3 separate regions of the Mus musculus genome follow, and all the other regions are linked to region 1. Evidence: chromatin loops called from intact Hi-C (ENCODE). Cell type or tissue: heart. All regions are shown on one strand. Region 1 overlaps Sobp (sine oculis binding protein). Region 2 has its middle 24 kb from the start of Bend3. Region 3 overlaps Pdss2 (prenyl (solanesyl) diphosphate synthase, subunit 2).

Region 1 (8,000 bases):
AAAAGCCAAATAAGCACGTGTAAGTGCGCAGCTGATGTTTCTCAGAGATTTATTTGTCTGACAATTCCGACGCAGCAGGAAAAGGAGTTCCCAGAGGGGCGGCTGCTTCCTGCAGGGCGTGGCTTGGTGGTGGGTTGTAGGCTGGTTTAGTTTGTTGTTGGAAGTTTTTTTTTTTGTTTTGTTTTTTGTTTTTTTGTTTTTTTTCGTTCCCTTTTATAAATCTCTCCCTGGGCGTATGAGCAACCCCTCCCTCCCGCCTCCCTTCCCCCTGCCCCCCAATTTCATGTTTAAAAAGCGAGCTTGCTCGCCAGGTGTGTCCCCCCAAGCTCCCACGGCTCTAATAAATAAGAAGCGCCTGTAAAACAGTAGCTTGACTCGACTGTACAAAGGCGTAGATAGAAATACAGTCTGTACACGCGGACCGCGGCCCCAGTGCAGCCGTAAAGCCCCTCCTGCCCTCCCGCCGCGTCTGTCACCCTCCTGCTGAGGCTCTGTGGCCTGGAGGGGCGGGGCACCTGGACCCCTCCAGAGGGAACAATTGCTTTTATTTGAGTTAGTAAACAGATACACTGAATCACAAGGTGATTTGACTTGGTTTTTTTTTTTTTAAGTTTTCTTCTTTTTTTGGATTTTTTTGTTTGTTTGTTTGTTTTCTTTTCTTTTTTCCGTACTCATCAGACTGGGGCACTGTACGACTGTCTCAGCGACTCAGTGCCAGTACACATGTTCTAGAGGACTTCTGGACTCGCAGCTACAACTGTACAAGTGCACACAAGTAAATCTACCCTGTTATCCTCCACCCACTGATTGAGGATCGAATTGCACATTTCTCTTAACCATGACAGGAGAAAGCAAACAGTGAAACAGAATCCGGGGTGATCTTTCTCACTTTCTCTCTTGTTTGCATCGGCTTGTCCATACCATTCTAATTATCATGAAAGGACTCTGCGCAGAGAGAGATTGTCTCGCTGACTTCCTGGACCACAGAAAACCATCAGGGTTGAAATTTCATCCAGTCTTTCCTGACGCCCAGCAAATATTCCCCCTCAGATTATATTACACCTTGAGGGCATTTTGGTCTTCAGTTCAACACTCTTGCTCTGTTCCCAAATGGGGCGCTGTTTAGGGGCATGTCAAGAGAAAGCTGAGAAGAATAAACATTTACCGAGTTCTCTTGGCATTCGGTCTCCGTAAAACCACAGTATAAACTATCCATGCTGCTTCCTGCATCTGGCAGATTGAAAATTAAAAGCCATAAAAGTGTAACACTGAAAATATGGCATCAAAAAGGATAAAGGTGGCCTTTGTAAAAAATAACATGAAAAGTATATTAGCCGATAAAATATTCTACCTCTTCATTTAAAAGTGCATCGTGGGCTGGGCAGAGATGAATCGGAAGCATTGAGAACTCCAGCACCATCCCGTCTCTCCCCACCAAAACGTGAACAGTTCCGTTCCTAACCCATAAAAGCAAATCACAATTCTTATCGTAGCAGCAAACCACAGCAGTTCTTAAAAAGATTTATATATATATATAAAAGGTTCTTATTTTCCAGTCCCTGTCATCCTCCGGCCTCATCCATAGAGCCTTGAAGATGGGGCGAGGATACCTACATTGGTCCTTGTGGCGGGTTGGTGTTTTGTTTTGCTATTTGTTGTTGTTTTTAAACCAGCGAAATCCCTAAGTTCTTCTGGGGAGACTCTAGATGAAGTGGGCAGGAATGGTGGGCCCGGGCTTGATGGGTCCAAGACCTGCTGGCTTCTCCGGCCTTGAGGCCACCAGGGAGAGCCACTTCCTCCAAGATGTTTAATGACCGGAAGCTGTGTTATTTGCTTGAGTTTTAGCCAGAGGGAGGTGGTGAGCTGACCAGCTGGTGTCACTGGATGGCATGACATGGTTTGCTCCACGCCCTCTCTCCATGCAATGTACCCTGGGAGCGAGTGTTCCTGGGAAAAGATGAGAAGGATCCATGAGAATGCGCTGGACCAAATCTCTACCCAATCCGCCCACCTCCTCCCACCCTGTCTAGCTGCAGAGAACCGGTCAGAAGTGAGAGAGCTGCAGCTCTGGTGCCAGCTCACTCTAAGATGAATCCCAGAGCTGTGGACTCCGCGGCATGATTTCAGAGCGCTTCATTCAGTCTGCTCCGGATCAGGTCTGCCAGCTTTGTGTGAGGAACAGAAGCTCCAGCCCTCTCTGGAAAACCATAATGAGCGAGCGCGATGGGCCACGCCCTCCCCAAAGACCACAGCATCCTTTGCAACCAGCAACACAGTCTCCATATGACTACATGATTAACCAGGAGGAGGTCTTTTGAGTCACCCAGGGTCGCTCAAAAGCCAGACAAGGTCCTAGAGAGGTACGGGTCTCTAACCTCCACAGCAGCCCTTCCCGTATGAACGCTGGTGTTTGAGGTCTGAGAGACTCACTATTATCTGTCAAAGGCAAGCCACAGGCAGCTCTTCACATTGAAACAACGCAAGACCACAAGGTGGTCAGATAACAAATCACCCATGCATGGTGGACCTGAGCTGAGGGTCCAAACCGAACTTTCAAATTATTTCCGGCGGATGCTATCCCCACATGGCCTACACACTTGAGGCCCCACCTCTTTTTCCTTATGGGTTTCTGTTGTTTGCTACCAGGCCCCTCAGCAGAAGCACAGGCTCTTGAAGCGTCAGGCATTCCTGAGAGGCAACCAATTAGAAGTGCCCCCTGCAAACTGTGACATCCCCAGGGGTGGGGGTGGGGATGGGGGCTCTGGCCTGGGCCATCTAACTCTCTTCTCTACACTAGCTGTCTTGTTGGTCAGCAGTGTTCAACTCAATTTTGTCCAATGAACTAGTTAAGCAGCTGTCTTCCACTATGTCCCCAAGGAGTCCCTCTGCCGATAAATGTGGTTGTGAGAAACAGGAAAGGGTATGCTCTGCACTGGAGAGATGCTAAAACACAAGACTCAAAAACATCTTTACATCCCGTGAGATTATTCTTGGAATACGGAGCAAATAATTTTCGAGAGATGATACAATTTAGGAGTCACAGGGAACCCTAGAGATAAAATGTGACAATTTTACTTCATAGAAGGAGAAATGGAGGCCACGGAGCCCTGGAAACCATCTCAGAGTTTTTAGCAGAACAAGGTCAGCCAGCTACCGGGCGGACTCCACTGAAGCTCATGCCGTCCAAATCCTGGTGTTAATGGCAACGATAATAATCATCAGCCCAAACCAAGGCTTGAAATTCTCAGTGTGCAGGGGAGGAAATGCCTGAGTTCCCCAAATCACATCAAACCGCCAGGTCCGTGTGCAGTTAATATGTATATTAAGTAACCAAAGTGTAAATGCAAAAGGCCACAAATATGCAACAGGGCGGGGCTTGTGACATGGGCGGGGCTACCAGGCCATGGAAATCTCTTCTTCTGGCACAGGCAAGTTTGGATATGCGGAAGTTAATCTCTGAGTACAGCGTTTGCATCTCCTAGCCCCCTTTCTGTCTGGAGGATGAGAATCCCAAACAAACCCATCAAGAAATGGAGACACATTGGAGACCTCAAGAGATTGCAAAAGAGTTGAGCAATGAAACGTGGGTTAGAACACATGGGGTCACTTCTGGGGACACTGCATGGAGGCTAGGAAATATCCCCACCTCTGGGCCTGGGACCAAGAGTGACCACACGCTAGAGTTAGGAGGTGCGTTCGTGTGCGTGTGTCCACAGTCTTTCTTTTGAAAGGAAAAGAAAGAAGAGTGGTTTTTAACATTTCCTTCCAGTAACTGGGAGGCACTACCATTCTTGTTTCGACTATTGGTTCTGTGATGCATATAGCCTTTTCCTTTAATGCAATCACAACCCAAAAAGTGAAAGGAAAAAAAAGAGAGAGAAAAGAAGGAATCTCTCTCAAATAAGTGTCTTTGTATTCAAATCACCTTTGGACAAAGACCAAGTCTGCCCAGCGACAGCCTATGGAGGGAAAATGTCTAGGTTTTCATAAGAGACTGGGAAATCGGGCTTATAATGAGAGCCATTCTGGAACCTTAAGTACAGCATTTGCCATCCCAAACACTATAATAATCATTATTATTCTCTGGTATCTATTATTGTCTGGTAAATAATATGTGTTTTCCCCCCAAGTTCCAAAGGGTGCAGCTGCATGCGTTCTATTTTTTGCAGCCCTGGGCCTGCTGCTCTGCAAGCCTGCTTACATAGAGCTTATTTTAAGAGCGTGCAAAGGAGACTGTGCATGCCCTTCCTCTCCTCTCTTGGCACACTTGTGCACCTGGGACATCCCCAAAGGCCAGAGGGTGGCAGTCTCTTTCTGCTGGCAACTTTTGAAGCAGGGGTGGTATTACGAGATAGAATCCCTTGTTGGTGGCACAGGCTACAAGCCTGGTGTTAGGGCAAGAGAGCAAACATGGGCTCCACTCTCCCAGTTTCCAATGGTAAGTAACATACGGAAACTTCTAAAGTAGGGGAGAGATAGCCTTGGAGATTCAGAAAATGGTCGTGTCAGAAGCTAAGGAGCTTTGTCACACAGCAAAAATTCTGGTGGAAAACCTGTCCCCACTGTCTAACTGTGTACATAGAGGAGAAACTAAAAGAAACGGCAGAGGTATCCATATGCCCATCCCAGCTATCTCCACGTTCTCTGGGCCATGTTTCTCACTAGCTCTTCCCCAAGGCTTGATGAGGGAAGCCTGGGTGGTACTCTTTGCCATCTCTTATTCCCCTCAGGCTCCTTAGGGACTGTTGATGAAGGTCAGTATGGATAGTCTTGCAACTAGAGAGTAATCTGTTGTCACTCCATAAGGAAGGTGCCCTTTCTGGATCTTCAAGTCCAGAGCTTTAGAGTCACTTTTGCTCTGGACATGGGTACACACATACAAATGTGTGCACATACACTCCTGTGGCAGAGATTGCTGGAGTGCCTCTGAATGCAAAGGATTCTGGGAAAGTGCCCATACTTGTACCTCACACTTTAGGTTTTCTTTGAATGATGGCTTTTGTCTGAAAGCAGGATAACTCATCCGCGTCCCACACTGTGTGCTATTTCCCATATACAAAGCCTAGTAGTGCCATGATGCATGGTCTCTATGGCCAGCTGTCTTCAAATACCAGACATGCCTTCCCCTCTACCCAGCACTCTCACAGAATGACAGTTGCCCACTACAAAAGCTGAGACATACTCTGTCTACCTGGCAAGTTCACAGGGGAAGCAGTACTGAAAAGGTGATTTAATTGCCCATAGAACTTTCCAAAGGGTTAAGAGCAAAGTGGAGCCTCGACGCTGTTAAGTTCTTTTAATGCTAGTACCCTCAAAACACGACCATTCTCACATTTCCCTCTTCGATTTAAAGCCCAAGATGCATGCTACTGCATTTTAGAAAGTTCCCAGACAACCATTCCCAAAAGTGTGGACCAGGAAAAATAAAAGCTCTCATTTTAAACCCAACCATGCCCAGCTAGCCTTTCTGTGATGTGAGACACCATCTTTGACCAGAAGCATGCTAATTTAGTCTGTTATCCAAATTTTTACTTTTATTCCTTTTCTTAAATACCTCATAATTTTCGTAATCAAAACCTAGTAGGTGTGTCTTGCTCATTCATAAGGCAAGCTTCCTGTTGGCCGCCATATTTCTTCCCAGGTGTTTAAAACCCCATAGCATTGACTGTGATAGGCAAGAAATGTCCACTGCCAAGGCACCTTGCCTTTGCCCAATTATTCTGGCCCTAACCGAGATCCGCTCACTTGAATCCCGCTGCCCATCACTTATCAGAGTTAAATACAGCCATTACGTGCTGGCGGAGGCTTCGGTGTTTATCTGGGACAATAACGAGTCCCCGAGGACAGACTGCTCTCAGGTAGCAGCGGCTATTCTGGGACACTCACAAGGGTAAAGCCCTGCGGTCAATGAACAGAGCCGCCTGCAGCTGCTGATAAACTGTGAGCTTGATGCCAGATAGGGGTCCTTTACCCAGCTCATGCCAGGCAGGGCTACAGAGCCTGGGCAGGCTTTGTCACCTCCCATGTCAACTGTTGCTGTCTGAAGAATTTTGAAATGGCTTTTTACCAGGTTGGACATTTTTAATCTTTGAAATGGATGCCATCTCTTTTCTTCTATCTCACTGAGAGGGAATAACTGAAAGACAGCCCTTCTCCTGGAGGGCGTGTGATTGGAAGAGGAGGCTGTGCAGGGAAATACAAGGGTATATAGCACCTCTGGGTTATAACTCCATCACTCACCCTGTGCTTCTAATAAGCTACTGCTCACGTACTTTTAAAACCAAGTACACTGCATCTGTCTGTCTGTCTGTCTGTCTGCCTGTCTGACTATCTATCTATCTATCTATCTATCTATCTATCTATCTATCTATCTATCTATCTATCTATCTTCCTACCTACCTACCTACCTACCTACCTACCTAAGTTCCATTTTTCAGAAAGTCTCATATAACCCAAGCAGCCTCAGACTTGCTTTGTAGCCTCCTGCTTCCACCTCCCAGATTACAGGTGTTAATACCACAGCAAGTATTTTGGGTTTATTTTATTTAGGCACCCACTTCAATCAGAAACAAAGCTAACAACACATCCCGGATTTGATGATGTCACAGAGAAAACGATTTGCCAGGACGGTTAAGAAAATGAGCCACTTGGGATCTCCACCTTCCAGAACCGTAAGTCTGCAAGCCTCACCCCCTCACAGCGAGAGCTGGCCTCGTTCCTTCCTGTTCATTTCCTTGCTTTCTCTGCTTGACCAGTGATCAGGTACGTTATAACGTCTGAGCTGGAAGGAGCCCTAGAGATGGATACCATTTAACTCCTTCAATTTAGCAAATAAGAAATCAGAAATATTCTCTGATAAGAAAGAAAAAAGTGTGTCTTCAGGGCTAGAGAAATGGTTCGGGGTTAAGAGCACTGGCTGCTCTTCCAGAGGACCCAGGTTCAATTCCCAGCACCTACATGGCAGCTCACAACTACTTTTAACTCCAGTTTCAGCGAGTCTCACGCCTATACACATAAAATTAAATAGATTTTTTAGGGCTGGAGAGATGGCTCAGAGGTTAAGAACACTGACTGTTCTTCCAGAGGTCCTGAGTTCAATTCCCAACAACTACATGGTGGCTCACAACCATCTGTAATGGGGTCCAATGCCCTCTTCTGGTGTCTGAAGACAGTGACAGTGTGTGTACTCACATATACAAAATAAATAAATATAAAAATACTTTTAAAAGTGTATTTTTATTCAAATCCTGTCTAGTACTCACAACCAGCTGATAAGCCTTTCTACAGCTCTTCTCTCCACACCCTCTGTGACTATCTGAGCAGGTGTCACTGTGTCCCTGCTACAGGTGCTCAATCCAAATGAGCTGAGTGACAACTCTGATCTCTACCTCAGGGTTTTGAAAAGCCTTTGCCAAAATTGTGCCTTGGATGAAAAAAGCCAGATGTCATTGTGTCAGAATTGAGTTTGCTCTCTCTCTCTCTCTCTCTCTCTCTCTCTCTCTCTCTCTCTCTCTCTCTCTCTCTCTCTCTCTCTCTCTCTCTCTCTGAACATATGCATTCTAGGTGACAAAGAAGGAACCCTGAAGGAAAAACTTTGCCATGTGCAGCCAGAGGACTTGTGGTAGATGTTTGTTTGTTTGTTTGTTTGTTTGTTTCAAGACAGGGTTTCTCTGTATAGCCCTGGCTGTCCCAGAATTCACTCTGTTCCAGGCTGGCTTCGAACTCAGAAATTCACCTGCCTCTGCCTCCCAAGTAGGTAAGGTTTAGAAGAGCAGCTTTTCTCACACATTATGTATTCTTTACGAACAGTAGCAGAGAGAGAGAGAGAAAGAGAGAGAGAGAGAGAGAGAGAGAGAGAGAGAGAGAGAGTGAGAGAGAGAACACATCCCATTAGTGAAAACAGCACTATGAAAAAGGAAAAAAAAAAAAAGAAAGAAAGAAACCTGATTCCTCTCAAACCAGCAAGGTCGGAGCCTGTGGTCAATGCTACTTCTCAGCAG
Region 2 (8,000 bases), 450 kb after region 1:
GAGACTGAGGCATGAAGGATCATGAATTCAAGGCTAGCTGGAGCTTCATTAGAACACCGCCCCCCCCACCCCCATGCAAGAATAGATAAAGCTTGAAGGCATAACCCTTTAATCTAATCACTTGAAAGACAGAGGTAGGTGGATTTCTATGCATTCAAGGACAGCCTTGTTTTGAGACCCTGTCCAAAAAAGAAAGAGAAAAGGAGAAGGAGAGGGAGAAGAAGAAGAAGAAGAAGAAGAAGAAGAAGAAGAAGAAGAAGAAGAAGAAGAAGAAGAAGAAGAAGAAGAAGAAGAGGTGGAGGAGGAGGAGGAGGAGGAGGAGAGAGGAGGAGGAGAGAGGAGGGGGGAGGAGGAGGGGGGAGGAAGGGGAAAGGAATGGGAGGGGAAAAGAGGGGAGGAAGAAGAAAGGAGGAGGAAGAAGAAAGTGAGGAAGAAAGAAAAGAAAGAAAAAGAAAGAGGAAGGAAGGAAGGAAGGAAGGAGAGGACTCTAAAAGCTGAGGAAATGGCTCGGTCTGTAAAGCATTTGCTGTGTAAGCATGAGGAACTGAATTTGAGTCCCCAGAACCAATGTAAAATCAATCAATCAATCCATCAATCCAGGGCCAGGTGCACAGGTGCACTGTAATCTCAGAACTGAGAAAATCCCATCAGCAGGACCCCAGGGGCCAGCCGGGCTGGTCAAATTGTGGATCTCTTAAATTCAGTGAGAAACTGTCTCAAAAACAGCGGGGTGCCAGGGTGGGGGTGGGAGGTGGCAGAATGTCTCAGGGGGGGTAAAAGCTTGTACCACAAGACCCTGGAGACCTGTGCTCTGTCCCCAAACCCATGGAGAAGTGAGATAACCATGTTCCTGAGGTTACCATCCGTCTCCCACAGATGTACCATGGCACACTGGGGACCCTCCCATCACACACTTATAATATACACCCCCCAAGGTAGAGGAACTGATATTCATGAAATGCCCATATTAAAACTTTAGAAACAACGAATAAGCTCATGGGATGAGCTGTGTCTGCATGTCTCCACACCCTACGAATTGTCTGCCAATCAGCAATAGTTAACTTACAGGCGGAACTGTTTAACTTACAAAGATGACTTTCGCTTTGTTCTATTGATACCTTATGCATAAAAGGGATTCAGTGAACTCGTGTGCATAAGATATTTATCACAATGTCTAATTTCATCTCCTTCATCATTTTGTCTAAGAGGCCTCCCCTCAATTCTAGTTATAAATCGATACGGTAAAACCCGACCACAGTCGGCCACGAATCCAGGCGTGTGAACTGTGTTTGTGAAGCTGACAACGGAGTGGCTGGTGGGGGTTCACACAGCTGAGGACTCTGGGAGCCCAGCTAGCCATGTTAAATTCATGCCAGGCCTGGCTACAGTTTGATGCCACCTGGTGGCAGTAGTGGTCCTGTTTGGAATACCATAGAAGATGACTGAATCCAGAGGTCCTACTGTCCCGACTGTCCCAGGTAGCTGTGATTCAGAGGCTCAGCGAGGGGTGTGGGGGAGGGGCGCGTGAGGATCAGAGTTCTCACGCCTGCCCTCTTTTCTTTCAGAAGTCCACATGCATTTCTTCTGCTGTGTGGCTGCAGCTCAGACCCAGAGCTGCTCCTGACCACTAGCATAGCCTTTAATTCCCATCTCCAGTCTTTATTTATCCAGTTCCAACAGAAGCTAAGCAGGGAATGGGAGCAAGTTCTTGTAAATTTTGCATAACTAAAATTACATCTACAGTTATGTGGTTTTTCTTTTTCCATTTCTCTGTGTGTGTGTGAGCACACACGCATATGTTTTATGCAAGTTTGCATATGTGTGGGTGCACACGGACGCCCAAAGCTGATGTCCACAGTCATCTTCAATAACACGTCTTTTTCACTGAGGCAGGCTCTCTCAGTCAAACCCTGAACTCAGAGGTATGGCTGGTCTCATTAGCCAACTTGCTCTGGGAATCCCTTCTGTGTGCCTTCAGAGGCTAGCATGGCAAACGAGCCACCATACTGTCTGGAGTTTCACGTGGTGGGGCTGGTGAATCAAAACTCCAGCCTCAGGCTTACAAGGCAAGCACTTCAACCACTGGGCCATCTCCCCAGTCCTAAGTTACAGTTCATCATTTTTAAAAAAGATGTAGTTACTTTATTTTCGGTGTATGAGTGCTTTGACTGCACATATGCATGTATGTACACCATGTGCATACGTGGTATCCGCAGAGGCCAGAAGAAGTCAGAGCCCCTGGAACTGGAATCACTGTGAGTGACCATCGGAGTTCTAGGACTCAGCCTTGGGTGCTCTGTAAGGATACTGTGATCTTGACCACTGAGCCATCTCTCCAGCACCCAAGTTTGTTTGTTATGAATGTGTATAGTCATGCAGCTTTACTGTGGTTATTTATTTATTTATTCGAGACAGGGTTTCTCTGTGTAGCCCTGGCTGTCCTGGAACTCACTCTGTAGACCAGGCTGGCCTCGAACTCCGAAATCCACCTGCCTCTGCCTCCCAAGTGCTGGGATTAAAGGTGTGTGCCACCAGCTAACAAGACTTTTTATTAAAGAGTTTTTGATTATTCTAAATGTTTAGTTGGATTTTTTTTAAAGTCTTTATTATAAAACCTGGTATGGTGGAACATACCTGTACCTGCTGTAGAGGCAGGAGAATCAGGATTTTAAGGCTTTCATGTCTACATAATGGATTCCAGACTAGTCCAAGCTGCATGAGACCCTGTCTCAAAAACAAACAAACAAACAAACAAAAAACAAAACAAACAAAAGACAGAGAAAGAGGTGAGAGAAAAGGAGAGGGTATGTGAAGATAAAAAGATTCATTCCATCCAGAGGGTAGTAATCTTCTTGCATAAATGTTACCAATCTTTCAAGAGCATCATGAGTTTGAGGCCACCCTAGGGTATGTGCCAACACATTGTCTCAAAATAAAAACAAAATGTCGTGCTCCTTAGATCTTCATGGAGACAAGGCTGTAAAGGGTCAATGGTCAGTTCCTGGATGTCTGTCTTGGCCTCTCACTCTTCCTGGCATCTCCTAGTTCAGACAGGGAGTCTGAGAAACCAACACTTACTGAAAGAGAGCTGCAGAGCCAGAGGTCTGGGACCAGGGTCTCCCTCTCTCTCCCCATCTCTTGTCACAGTCAGTGACTACATTTGTCTTTCAGGAAACAGCCAAGCACCAAGCTGGTTGTCACATGTTGGAAGCTTTGTGGCAAAGGTCAGAAGAAGGCCTGCTTACCAGCATCTTGGCAGGCTTACCTGCTGTCTGTCCTTTCTGCCCTGCCCTCCCCTCCAGCTACTCAAAAGTGTGAATTACAATACTGTATTACCCACTTCTCTGCCTCAGCTGTGGCCCACAGCTTCCCCATCCTTCTCAGGTACAGTCCTGCTCAGCCACCCCCACCCCCACACACACTCCCACCACCCATGCGACCCCCTCCCAAGCCTCTATGCCATCTCCCAGATCCGTTCTGTCTCCTTGCTCACCCCCCACTTGTTTCCTCTGATGTTTCAGGCTTTTCCTCTCTGCTTCCAGGGCTAGCCTCTGACTGAAGATTTAAAATGATCTCTTGCCTACCCATGTCTTCATTCCCTAAAGACTTGCAAGTCTACATGGAGTTAATTTTGAAAGCTTTGTCACATGAAAACTGGCCAGGCCATCAGCCAAAGAGCTCTCCTGCCAGGACAGGCATGCTTAGCCCTATATTTAGGTCCTAAGCGGTCCCACTCACCTCTTTCTATAACTGATAGGAGCCACACTCACTCCCGGTTAGAAGAATTTAAGCATGAGAAAAGCGCATTCACTTAGTGTAGCCTAGACCAGAGACCCTGTGGTAGGTAACTAAAGTCACTTCTTTACCTGCTTTTTGCCAAATACACTCTGTACATTTTACGCAAGTATACTGTTGATTTACTGGGAATAAGAGGGGTCGCATACCTGGGCCACAGAACTCCAATAATCCACATTTACCTGATACTGCCTTCTGAGTAGTCTACATGTGAAAGTTTAAAATTTAGCTGGGTAATGGTGGCACACACCTTTAATCCCAGCATTCAGGAGGCAGAGGCAGGCAAATCTCTGTGTTTTGGAAGTTAGCCATCTCAAAAAATTAACTATTAATTAATTAAAATCGTTGGAAGCGAAGAAGCTAGTCCTTAATTTTTTTTTTCAGATGTAGGAGCTGAAGATATGGCTCCGTACTCAAGAGTGCTTGCTGCTTTTGAAAGAGACAGCTTCAGTTCCCAGCCCCCATGTGGTAGCTCACAACCATCCATTCCGAACTGCAGTTGTAGAGGAGTCTGACACCCACTTCTGACCTCCGTGGGCACCAGGCACCCACTTGGTACACAGACATAATATGCAGGCAAAACTCATACAATAAAATAAATAAGTGTAAAAACCTTTTTATTTTTAATTGTGCTGGGTGTGGTGGCACACACCTTTAATCCCAGCAGTTGGGAGGCAGAGGCAGGCGGATTTCTGAGTTCGAGGCCAGCTTGGTCTACAAAGTGAGTTCCAGGACAGCCAGGGCTATACAGAGAAACCCTGTCTCGAAAATAAATAAATAAATAAATAAAATTTTCTTTGTCCTCTTTTGAAACAGGGTTTCTCTGTGTAGACTGAGTTTCTCTGTCCTAGAACTTGCTCTGAAAACCAGGCTGGCCTCAACCTCAGAGATCCACCTGCCTCTGCCTCCCAAGTGCTGGGAGACGCCACCACCGCCCAGCCTAATTTTTTTTTTGGGGGGGGGGGAGGGGAGGTTCGAGATAGCCCTGGCTGTGTGTGTAGCCCTGGCTGTCCTGGAGCTCACTTTGTAGTCCAAGCTAGCCTCGAACTCAGAAATCTGCCTGCCTCTGCCTCCCGAGTGCTGGGATTAAAGGCGTGCGCCACCATGCCCAGTCCAGCCTAATTTTTTCTTTTTTTCTTTTCTTTTCTTTTTCTTTTTTTTTTCTTTTTTTTGATTCTTAAGCTGACTGCAAGAGGGTTTATTGTACACGAGCTACACTTGGCCACAAGAGAACAGAGCTAGTCCAGAGTGCCGGGGGTCCAGGGCAGAGGGCCAGCGGGACTGTTTTGGTTGTAAGAAAGGCGGTCATTTCTCCAGGCGATCGCAGCGAGGTGACGTTCCAGGTCTACTGAGACTCATTACCGATGGCAGCACACAGTCCGATAGCTTGTCCCGGCCCTCAGCATCCCTCACTTCTGCTCCTGCAGGCGTCGTGGGTGCACCGGCAGGCTTACTTGGACCTCTGCCTCATCTTTCTTCTCTTGCGCTTCAGCCTGCGCATTCTCTTCTTCCGCCACTTCGCTCTCATGGCGCAGGAGTCTCAAGGAAGATGGCGCTAAGACCGAGCCCAGCCTAATTTTTAAACATTTCAACTTAGACTACTCAGAGAACAGTAGCAGGTAAATGTGGGTTGTTGGAATTCTGTGGGCTGATTTCCCTCAAACTCTTGCTGACTCCAGAGGCCTGTATGCTCCCTGTGCTTTCTGCTGGTGCTGATTATATAGGTCAGAAGGTCACTGGGTCATTTACGTGAGGGGGTTTCATCTTGCCGTACTTCTGACCACTCAATCCCGAGCACATTGAACCCAGTGTCTCTTTTCCTCCATTGAGGAAAATGGTGAACTAAAGGTGATTTCAGTGAGCTCTCTGCCCCAGAAGCTGTCTGTTCCTCCCAGAGTGCAAGGACTTTGTTGCTTTAGCCCTTCAAGCCTCCACAGGATTTTAGTTCATAGCCCAAGCTAGCCTGGAATTGATTATGTAACCCAAGCAGGCCTCACACTGGTGACAATTCTCCAGCCTCCGGCTCCCTAGTATTGGGATTCCAAACGTGTACCACCAAGCCTGGCCCAGTGCTGTTTGTTTGTTTGTTTGCCTCCTGAGTGCTGGGATTAAAGGCATGCGCCACCACGCTCGGCTTAATTGTAGATTTTCTTTTCTTTATTACTGTATCATCAGTAGTTTAAAACACTGAGACAAAGCTGGGTGATGGTGGCCCATGCCTTTAACCTCAGCAAGGCCAAAGCAGGCAATCTCTGAGGATTCCAGATCAGCCTGGTCTTCAGAGGGAGTTCAAGGACAGCCAGGGCTATACAAAGAAACCCTGTGTCAAAAACAAACAACAACAACAACAAAGTAAATCTACAATTGAGTCAGAAATTGCCCATGATAGAATCAAGAAAATAAGGTTCCATGTTAGTAAAAGAGAATGGTGTGTGTGTTGGGGGTGGGGCGTTGTTTTGTTGTTCTTGTAAAATAAAGTCTTACTGTACAGCCCACGGTTGCCTCGGCCTCTGAGTGTTGGGTACCATGAGTAGCAATTGTTATCTCCATGGAACATGAGGCAAAATGGAATATTCCATTGGCTCGTGTGGTGATTTGAAGGAGAATGGACCCCATAGGCTCATATATTTGAATACTGAATTGAGAAGTAGCACTATGTGAAAGGATTAGAAGGACTAGGAGGTGTGGCCTTGCTGGAGGAAGTGTGTCACTGAGGGCAAGTTTTCAGGTTTCAAAACCCATGCCAAGCCCAGTGTCTCTCTCTGACTATGGATCAGGATACAGTCCTTAGCCACCACTTCAGTGTCTGCCAGCAGGACATCATGCTTCCTACCATGACGAGAATGAACTGAACCTCTGAAACTGTAAGCCAGCCCCTAGTTAAGTGTTTTCATTCGTAAGAGTCGCCTTGAGCATGGTGTCTCTTCATAGCAATAAAGGAATAACTAAAATGTCTGGATTGGGATTTTCTTCCTAAAGAACTTCCCTAGTGCTTCTGGGATTTGAATATGCTATGCTCAGGAAGTGGCACTATTAGGAGGTGTGGCCTTGTTGGAGCAGGTGTGGCCTTGTTGGAGGAAGTGTGTTACTGTAGGGGTGGGTATTCAGACCCTCCTCCTAGCTCCTAGGAAGACAGTTTTCTCCTGGCTGCCATTGAATCAAGATGCAGAACTTTTGAGGGGCAGTGGTGGCACACATCTTTAATCCCAGCACTTGGGAGACAGAGGCTGGCAGATTTCTGAGTTGGAGGCCAGCCTGGTCTACAGAATGAGTTCCAGGATAGCCAGGGCTACACAGAGAAACCCTGTCTCGAAAAACCAAAGGGGGAAAAAAAAAAGATGTAGAACTCCCAGCTCCTTCTAGAGCACCATGCTTGCCTGGACACTGTGATGCTTCCTGCCCTGATGATAATGGACTGAACCTCTGAACCTGTAAGCCAGCCCCAATTAAATGTTTGCCTGTATAAGAGTTGCCTTGGGCCAGGCGTGTCCTCTGCTCTTCCAGAGGACCCTGGTTCAATTTCCAGTACCCACATGGTGACTCACAACCTTCTGTAACTTGAGCACGTGGTGTGCAGATACACGTGCAGGAAAAATACCAATATGCATAACATAAATTAATAAAATAAACTAGGCATGGAAAAAAAGAAAGAAAGAAGAGAGAACAAAGTCAAAGAAAAACAGTGGCACAAGTTTGCTGGTGACTGGTACCTAGTTCTTGGTTTCAGCAAGTAGAGACAATGAGGTGTTGGTGAGGACAGAGGCTGTTTGGGTGGTCTGGATGCAGTAAGTCTCTCCTCTGGTGGTTCATGTGTGAGAATGTGGTCCTTGGTTTGGCAGTATTAAGGAGTGGGGTTTACTGGAAAGGTCTTCAAGTCATCAGAAGGGCTGAACCTAGGTTCTATCTTCAGGGAGAGCTGTCTTCAAAGGAGCACATCATCGAGGCATGGCAGCACTCACCTATAATCCCAGAACGTGGCCGGAGGATCACAAGTTCAAGGCCAGCATGGGCTAAATAGCAAGACTCAGTCTGGAAACACTCCTCTGCCTCTTGAGCACACATTTTTCACAATGCCACCTGTTACTAAGTTGCTGGTCCCCCAGAAGGGGCCCCACAAATGGGTTTGCTTGCACGGTTTTTATCTTCCAGCTTTCAAAATGATGAGCTTAATAAATTTCTTTAGAAGAATCCAGCTTAAAAATATT
Region 3 (8,000 bases), 370 kb after region 1:
TTGACTTTTAGATTCTAGATTCCCCTCTGGGTGCCATTATCTCCACTAGCTCTTAATATAGTTTTTAAAATTATATATACACACACACAACACAGTCACATTTAAAATTATGTTTAAATCATGCACACACATACACACTGCATATGTGGCAGTCACAGGACAACGTGGGGAAGTCACTGACTTTCTTCCCACCATGTGAGTCTCAGGTCATTCATTGTCAGCTTGGCAGCAAGCACCTTTATACGCTGAGTTGATCTTGCCAGCCCTTCATGACACTGTTGATGATGTAAATTCTTTCCCAAGAATCTCAAGTTGGGACAGGAGACGTGGCTCAGTGGGGAAGGGCACTCGCTGCTCCACAGATATTCTGATTTGGTTCCCAGCACCCAATGAGGCAGCTGTGAGCTCCCTGTAACCGCAGTCCCAGGGGCCTTCTTCTGTCCCCCATGGATACCTGACATACATGGTGCACATGCAAATGAGCAGGTACACACACATACACATAGATGTATTTTTTTAAAAGAGTCTGAGCCAGGCATTCCAGCACTCCAAAGGCAGAGGCAGTCAGGTCTCTGTAAGTCTGAGGCAAGCCTAGCCTATGTTGTACGTTCTAGCCAGTGCTGCCTCAAAAGCCAAAACAAAACAAACAAACAAAAAAATAAAACAAAACACAAAATATGTTAAATACATTTATTGCATTATGAATGACCTCTATATAAGTATTTGCAGTTTTAAAGAATGATGAAATTCTTTGATGTAATTGTTTAAACTAACATTCCAGGCTCTAGAAAGGCATTTCTATATGCAGTGTACAGATTAGCCTGGGACACAGTCAGCTCCTTAAGACTGCCTGTCCCTGTTCTTAGTGCTCTTCCTCCCTCCATTTGTTTCTCCTTTCTGGTTGCCATAGCTGTAGAGGTACCTGTTCAAGTAGAACCACTTGTGAGTACAGGTCTTTTATATATAAACTGAACAAACTAAGAAAAAAGGTCAGAGCAGAATGGTTTTGTTGCTTCTGCCTCGTCAGTGTACTGTCTGGTTTTGTGTCAACTTGACACAAGCTGGAGTTATCACAGAGAAAGGAGCTGGAGCTTCAGTTGGGAGTGCCTCTGTGAGTTCCAGCTGTAAGGCATTTTCTCAATTAGTGACCAAGGGGGAGGGCCCCTTGTGGGTGGGACCATCCCTGGGCTGATAGTCTTGGGTTCTATAAGAAAGCAAGCTGGGCATGGTGGCGCACGCCTTTAATCCCAGCACTTGGGATGCAGAGGCAGGCGGATTTCTGAGTTTGAGGCCAGCCTGGAACATGGAACAGAGTAAGTTCCAGGACAGCCAGGGCGATACAGAGAAACCCTGTCTCGAAAAAACAAAAACAAAAAACAAAAAAAAAACAAAAAAAAAAAGAAAAATAAGAAGAAGAAGAAGAAGAAGAAGAAGAAAGAAAAAAGCAAGTTGAGCAAGCCAGTAAGTAACATCCCTCCATGGCCTCTGCATCAGCTCCTGCTTCCTGACCTGCTTCAGTTCCAGTCCTGACTTCCTTTGGTGATCAACAGCAATGTGGAAAGTGTAAGCCGAATAAACCCTTTCCTCCCCAGCTTGCTTCTTGGTCATGATGATTGTGCAGGAATAGAAACCCTGACTAAGACAGTCTGGTATTTCAGGGGTAAAGGAAACCTTGATTATCCAAGCCAGATCTGTTAAAAGTTCATGCCATCATTTTGACATTGCACTTTCTCTTCGTAGACCCCTCTTCACACGACCAGAACTGGTCTCCGAGCCCCAACTGTTTCAAAACTATAACATCTCTTAGTGAGTGATTGATCTGTATTATGTGTCAGGCCATCAAGGAGCTCTTGGGATGTGCTTGTATAAACTGTAATCCAGTCTGCTGCTGTGTGTTTAGTTACAGACTTTCATAGACCTATTGGCGATATTCAATCCTTCTGGCTTTGGGAATGGGGCTTATCTGATACTTTCAGGATAAAGACATCCATTCATTTTTCTCTCTTCCCCACTTAAATAACTCAGCACATCTGGTAGTACTGTCGGGTCGCTGTGCTTCCAGTCCCTCTGTAGCTTGTGTTACTATAATATTCCTTAAAGTATTTAATTACTTATAGGACAATGTTATTTGAAGAAGGGAGGGGGAAAAAAAACCTATGGGTCATACAAATTAGCTCATGTGCAGAGCTAGAAAAAAATGCCTTCAATCAGCAAAATTTCCATATCAGCAGCAGTATGTATGCAGTGTGAATGTAAATAAAGGTAAATGTTTGTGTGTTAAAATTTAAAAGAGGTCTTTTTTCAAATCGATGTCATTTTCCTCTAAGAAAATGTGTTATTAAATACAAGGTACCAGAGATTAAAGTATCTGCATGTCTCAGTGTGTATCCTTTGGCTTACTTCAGTTACAGCAATGATAAAAGCTGAAACAGAATCCTTTAATTCAATCAGAACTGAGCTAAACTTCAGGAAACCAAGAGTAGAGCTCAGATACAGATTACGTGGCATAGGAAGCTAAATACATTCGAAGGCTCCGTAAGAAGTGGACGACGAGCTTGCTTTGCGGAGCTCCTGTTTGAAATGGCTGCATTGAACATTACCAACGGTCTAGCTATTTTATCCTCTTGAATTAAGATGCTTTATGTAAACAATTACAAAGAGACCATTTGTTTCACATTGTGAAACAAATTCAACACTTGATTTTGCTTGGGTCTTTTCTAATAGTTCTGTCAAAATTTTCAGTGTTGATGGTGTATTTGACCCAGGGGTCCTCTGGGGACTATGTCCATAGTGCATTATTTTTTATTGTTAGTGGTGTGCCAGGCCCCGAGACTTTAGCACAACCGACTGCTTGATGGACGTACACTCAGGCTGTAACACTCAGCACACAGCATGACCTGCCAGAACTCAAGCAAAGGCCCAGTCTATTAAAGCCCATCGTTCTGGGAACGCCTCTATGTGAGCTAACCTTGCTTCTTGGCTTCTGTATTCTGCAGTTCCACTTTGGCTGACTGTTCTTGTTAACTGAAGTATGTCAATCCAGAACATGGTTCTTGTACCTGAAAGCTCACCCTGAGAAAGACCCAGATCCCAAACACCCAGTGTAATTGCCAGCCGACTAATAAAGACTTTCTGTTGCCTTTATCCCATGGCCCATCCATCTTCGCCAATGAATCCCCCACAACAGTTTGGTTTTTCTGAGTCAGGGTCTTTCTGTGTAGCCCTGACTGTTAGGGGATTTGCTGTGTAGACCAGGCCGGCCTGGAACTCACTGAGAGCTGCCTAACTTTGCATGGGGAGTGCTGTGACGTGGGAGTGTGCACTGCCCCATCCCACTCCATGGTGTATTTTAAGTACAATAGAACAGGCACATTTGAAAGGTGAGCTATTGTCTTGCTGTTGTTTGTTCTTTCTGTACTAAGTATAAAAATTAGTGTCGTAAGGACTCCCAGTATGGGAGTCCTGGAAAAGTAGCCACTTAACAGAAATAAGCAAGCAGAAAATTGAGTTAATAGTTCATTCATCCTCTATTCAAATTCTCTGTTCAAATCCTACATTGTGACTAACTGGAGCTGCACCTTGGATTATTCATTCCATTTGTTTCTCTTGTCTCTCTAGGTTGTGGAGCTTTTATCAAGTGCTCTTATGGACTTGGTGCATGGAGTATACCAGGAGAACTCTGCTTCCACCAAGGTATGGAATTGCAAACTTGAAAAGTGTTACCCTTGAGGTTCTGCTGCAGGGCGGGGTCAGGTGGCAAGCATTTCCTTCCTGATTTACGTTTAAACTGCACATGATTTTTCTTTTTTCTTCTTTTCTTTTTTTTTTTTAGATTAGTGTTTTGGCTACAAATTCATGGCCATACGCTCAGTACATATCAGCTTTAGCCAATTAAAGCAACCCCTGCTCCTCCGGCTGGAATCTCAATCTGTTTGGCCGCAGCAGCCGGGCAGACACCAGGGCACTGCTGGCCGGCAGGTAGCACAGTCATGAGGGCTGCTGGCAGGAAGCACTGCTTATGCCGGGTGGCTGCGCCAGCCTCTCCCCAGAGAAAAGAGGCTCTGTGTCAGGCAGCAAGCTTGAGTGTGGCTGTCAGGAAGGGCAGGAGCAGGAGTGAAATGGCTTTTAGTTCCAAGGTCCAGAAATTTACTGCATTATTAGAGTCTCTGTGGTAGAAAGTAGGACAGTTGCACAGTTGGGTTGTTTTGATTAATTTTATAGGTTTAGAATTAGGGCTTTTTGACTCATTTAACAGGTCATCTCAAGAAAGGTTAGCTTTTATTTCCTTAAAACGCAGTTCCTTCATTTCAGCGGGAGATTGGGTGTGAAGCGAATGCTCCATTGCCCACCGCCGCCATTCGCCATGATATCTACTGTTACCAGGGGTTCCTCTCGACGGCTCATTACTGTAACTTCCTTAACTCCTGCATTAGCAAGCTATCACTCACTACAAATTAAAAATATATACGCTTACATGAACATCCTAAGCAGTAGCCCGTCCACTTGAAAAAAGTAGAGGCAAATTTTACTAAGAGTGAATCTAGGGCATGAGCAACTTAGATTTTAAGAAATTAAATCTGAAGTATAACTCAGGAGCTCTGGAAGGTTACAGCAGCGGTTAGTGAAATGTAAAGAATGTTGTACCATGGACATCTGCTATCATCTGACTCAGGGACGGACGCACCGTCCACACAAGGCGTCTCTGACCTCACCTCAGTAGCACATTGGAATGTGGAGACCTCACAAGATGTGGACCACACTGAACTGTGTTTGCAAGACTTCCACAGACAAGAGTGGCTCTCTGTGTGACTGAAGGTTAACACCACTGCTCGGGGGTAGCTTAGGATCTGGCTCTACTCGCCGAAGGTTGCCTTGCACATAATATGAAGATGATGGCCGATAAGCAAGTGACATTTTATTTTATTTTTTTATGAATGAGGCAATTTATTAACCCAGCATCCTTTGTTCTAATGCTTCTTGTTGACAGCTGCCACCTGTCCAGTGATCCTGTCCAGATCTCTGTCCCTGAGGTGATAGCTTGTGGCCCCATCTTAGTCCTTTTCCACCATTTTCAGCCCCTCCAGGGCTTGGAGGTCCCGGCGGGCCACACTCTTAGAGCCTCTGGCTGAAGTGGCTGGGTCTGACACCATATCTCTACCATCCTCCATAGATCTTGGTCATAGAACCAACCCCAGCACCCCCACGGAGGTACAGGTGCCGTGCTGTGAAAGCAGCTGGTGTGTAGGATCAGAGCTCATCATATGGGGCAAGCTTTTATGTTTGGCCAGCTTGACTGTGTCTCCCCATTTGGGGACTTTCAGCTTCCGGAACTTTTTGAGGAAGGCTGCCAGAGCTTTGACGAACTCCTGCTGGTTAACGTCTTTTACAGTAACTCCAGGCATCGTGCGCCTCCGCCCTGCCAGCCAGGGGAAAGGGCTCGAGTAACATTTTGAATGATTTACCGGCTTCTTCATTTGTTGTTCACAAAAGTCCCGAGAGAGGGTGGGTGCTGTTCTCGTTATGAGATGTGAAAATGGGGGCTTAGAATTCAAGGTTACACAACTTACCTGGGATTCGAACTTAAAACCCTATGCTCTTAGCCTCTTTCTTCTTCTACTCCCACTCTACCCTAACTAACCATGGTTTGATCAGCTTCCATTGGCCATGCCTATGGTCTCACCAAGATGCTGCCACAGCGATCTGTGGATGCAGCTGGGACATTGTTCTCACCTGGGATGTCTCCGAGGCATCCATCTCAGTCCCATAGAAAGTGTGCATTAATTACTAGTATCTGTTAGTTTTGTTTTTGAGGGTGTTTATTTGTTGAGACAAGATGTCACAATAAGTTTGGCTGGACTCACACAGGCTGCCATGTGTTCAAGGCTAACCTGAGCTACAGAATAACATCTAGGCCTGAGATACTGAGACTGTCTGAAAAAACAGAAGCAAGCAAGCAAGCACACACATCATGTAATCCTCCTGCCTCGGCCAGTCATAGCCTTCCACTTCCCACCCTGAGGTCATAGGTACACATCACACACACTTAAGACCTTGAAGTGAGCATGTTCTTGTAGGGTTGCTCTCTTAATTTACCCACTCTTACTATCCGTGCACCGTAATTAGCCCACTTCACTCATCATCGTATGACAATGTTAAGTTCCCTGTGTCAGGAAGCCTAACAGCAACAATAACGACTTGTTATGCAGTTTTGACAGCTTTGTTGCTCATGTTACCTGAGATGAGTAGGCGCGTCCTTGAGAGATGGTCTCATCTTAGGGAAGAAAGGCTTACAATTAATTTAGCGCTGATAATAGCATCCAACTTAAATGTCTAAATCTTATTCATTAATATGTTTGAGGGTTAGATTTGAACTCAGGGTTTGTTTGTTTGTTTGTTTGTTTGTTTAATTAGATTCCAAGCCCCATGTGGTTTTTAAAATGCATAATCTGTTTGGAAAAAGAACAGAAGAAGCAACAAAGGCTTTGAAGGGTTACTGATGTAACGGAAGAGTCACTGAGCAAGCACCATTTGCTGATTTTACCATTAGCTAATACATTTCCCTTAAAAAATATATAGTACTGCTTTGTTCTTCTGCCCTCCACCTCTCCAGACAGAGCCCTTTAAAGCACCTGAGTCTTTTCAAATCAGTTAAGATCCAGAATATAGCTAAACCCTTTGAAGATCAGTTATTTTTCAATAATGAAAACAAAAAGGTGTAGTTGGCCACAGCAGCCATTGATACAGCCTTCATTTCCACCTCAGGTTCAATTTAACCACATTTTCCTTCTTACCCGGAACCCTCACTCTCCCCTTCCTGAATGTGCCTGTCATTTCAGTGGAAGAAACTGCTTCAGAGGCAAAGAGAAAGAAAGATCAACCAACACACACACACACACACACACTCACACACACACACACACACACACACACACTCACTCACCCCAGGCTGGCAGGCTCTGGCATGACTAAGAAGTTGTCCCAAGCAGAGGTCATATGGAAAGCGAAGCCCGTGCTGTGGGTGTGTTGATCAGCCTCCACAGGCAGCCTCCTGCAATGCGAAGGAATCCCTTGGAGAGTCATGTTAAGCTGTAGAGCATCCATCCCATCTCTCAGGGGCAAGAGAATACAATAGTGCTCTGTTTTCTTTGTGCCAAGTTAATGCAGTAATGGAGATCAGGTAGTGGCAACTTAGCTTTCTGTGGTGTGGTATCTATGGGGCAGGTAGGTGCATTAAAGCAAGAGAGAATTGGAACTGGGCTTTGTAAATCACTTTCCCCAGAAGTTAGTACCTAATTTCCCTACAACAATGAAACGTACAACTTCAATTACTAGTATTTAGCAGATTGCAGGTAAGTTATGATCAGGGAAATATGCAAAGTAATTCAGAACTGTCCTTTGTTCCCTCCACTCATGGAAAAGATATTTGTGTGTTTGCATTTGCTATCTTGTGAACCATCTCTTCCTTACAATAATGGTTAGCCCTTGGACTTTTTAAAAAATGTACCACATTTGGGAGGCAGAAGCACGCGGATTTCTGAGTTTGAAGACAGCCTGGTCTACAAAGTAAGTTCCAGGACAGCCAGGGCTATACAGAGAAACTCTGTCTCAGGGGGAAAAAATGTACCTAAGGAAAAAAATTTTTTTTACCTATTTTGCCTAATTAAAGAACCCTTTACGGGCATGGTGGCACATGCTTTTAATCCCAGCACTTGGGAGGCAGAGGCAGGCAGATTTCTGAGTTCAAGGCCAACCTGGTCTACAGAGTGAGTTCCAGGACATCCAGGGCTACACAGAGAAACCCTGTGGGGGGGGGGGGGGACGGGGACGGGGGGGACTTTAATCCCAGCATTTGGAAGGCAGAGGCCAGCCTGATCTACAGAGCTCCAGGCCAACCAGGGCTGCATAGTAAGACCCTGTCTCAAAAAAATTGCTTCTTTAAAAGATAGCTCTCTCTTGTGAGACTATGCCAGGGCCTAGCAAATACAGAAGTGGATGATCAC

What was found. Peaks named below come from ENCODE experiments on the same cell type or tissue, not always from the same donor. Only the 100,000 strongest peaks of a DNase experiment are listed, where the experiment ranks them.
Region 2: a loop joins it to region 1, with 4 times the contacts of the local background. A loop is called at or near these places in 3 of 42 quality-filtered maps.
Region 3: it touches region 1 in a loop (9-fold over the local background); 8 of 42 quality-filtered maps call a loop at or near these places.

What each region holds. Positions count from the first base shown.
Region 1 is chr10:43,002,468-43,010,467 of GRCm38, forward strand. Sobp (sine oculis binding protein) reads right to left here. Exons shown (of 7, transcript NM_175407.3): 7 at 33-1,947. Among named protein-coding and RNA genes, the nearest start is that of Gm5079, 15 kb to the left of the region's middle. In heart, a CTCF peak has its summit at 4,288 (motif pointing right); DNase peaks (open chromatin) are centred at 94, 3,394, 4,294 and 5,844; H3K4me3 peaks cover 831 bases; H3K27ac peaks cover 933 bases.
Region 2 is chr10:43,451,179-43,459,178 of GRCm38, forward strand. It overlaps a transcript of Pdss2 not described here and the pseudogene Gm3699. Among named protein-coding and RNA genes, the nearest start is that of Bend3, 24 kb to the right of the region's middle. In heart, a CTCF peak has its summit at 1,402 (motif pointing left); DNase peaks (open chromatin) are centred at 1,413, 3,193 and 3,683; H3K4me3 peaks cover 714 bases.
Region 3 is chr10:43,368,517-43,376,516 of GRCm38, forward strand. It overlaps Pdss2 (prenyl (solanesyl) diphosphate synthase, subunit 2), which reads left to right. Exons shown (of 8, transcript NM_027772.2): 4 at 3,619-3,693. It also overlaps the pseudogene Rps19-ps11. Among named protein-coding and RNA genes, the nearest start is that of Gm40631, 30 kb to the left of the region's middle. In heart, no CTCF peak of the experiment used is centred here; a DNase peak (open chromatin) is centred at 3,995.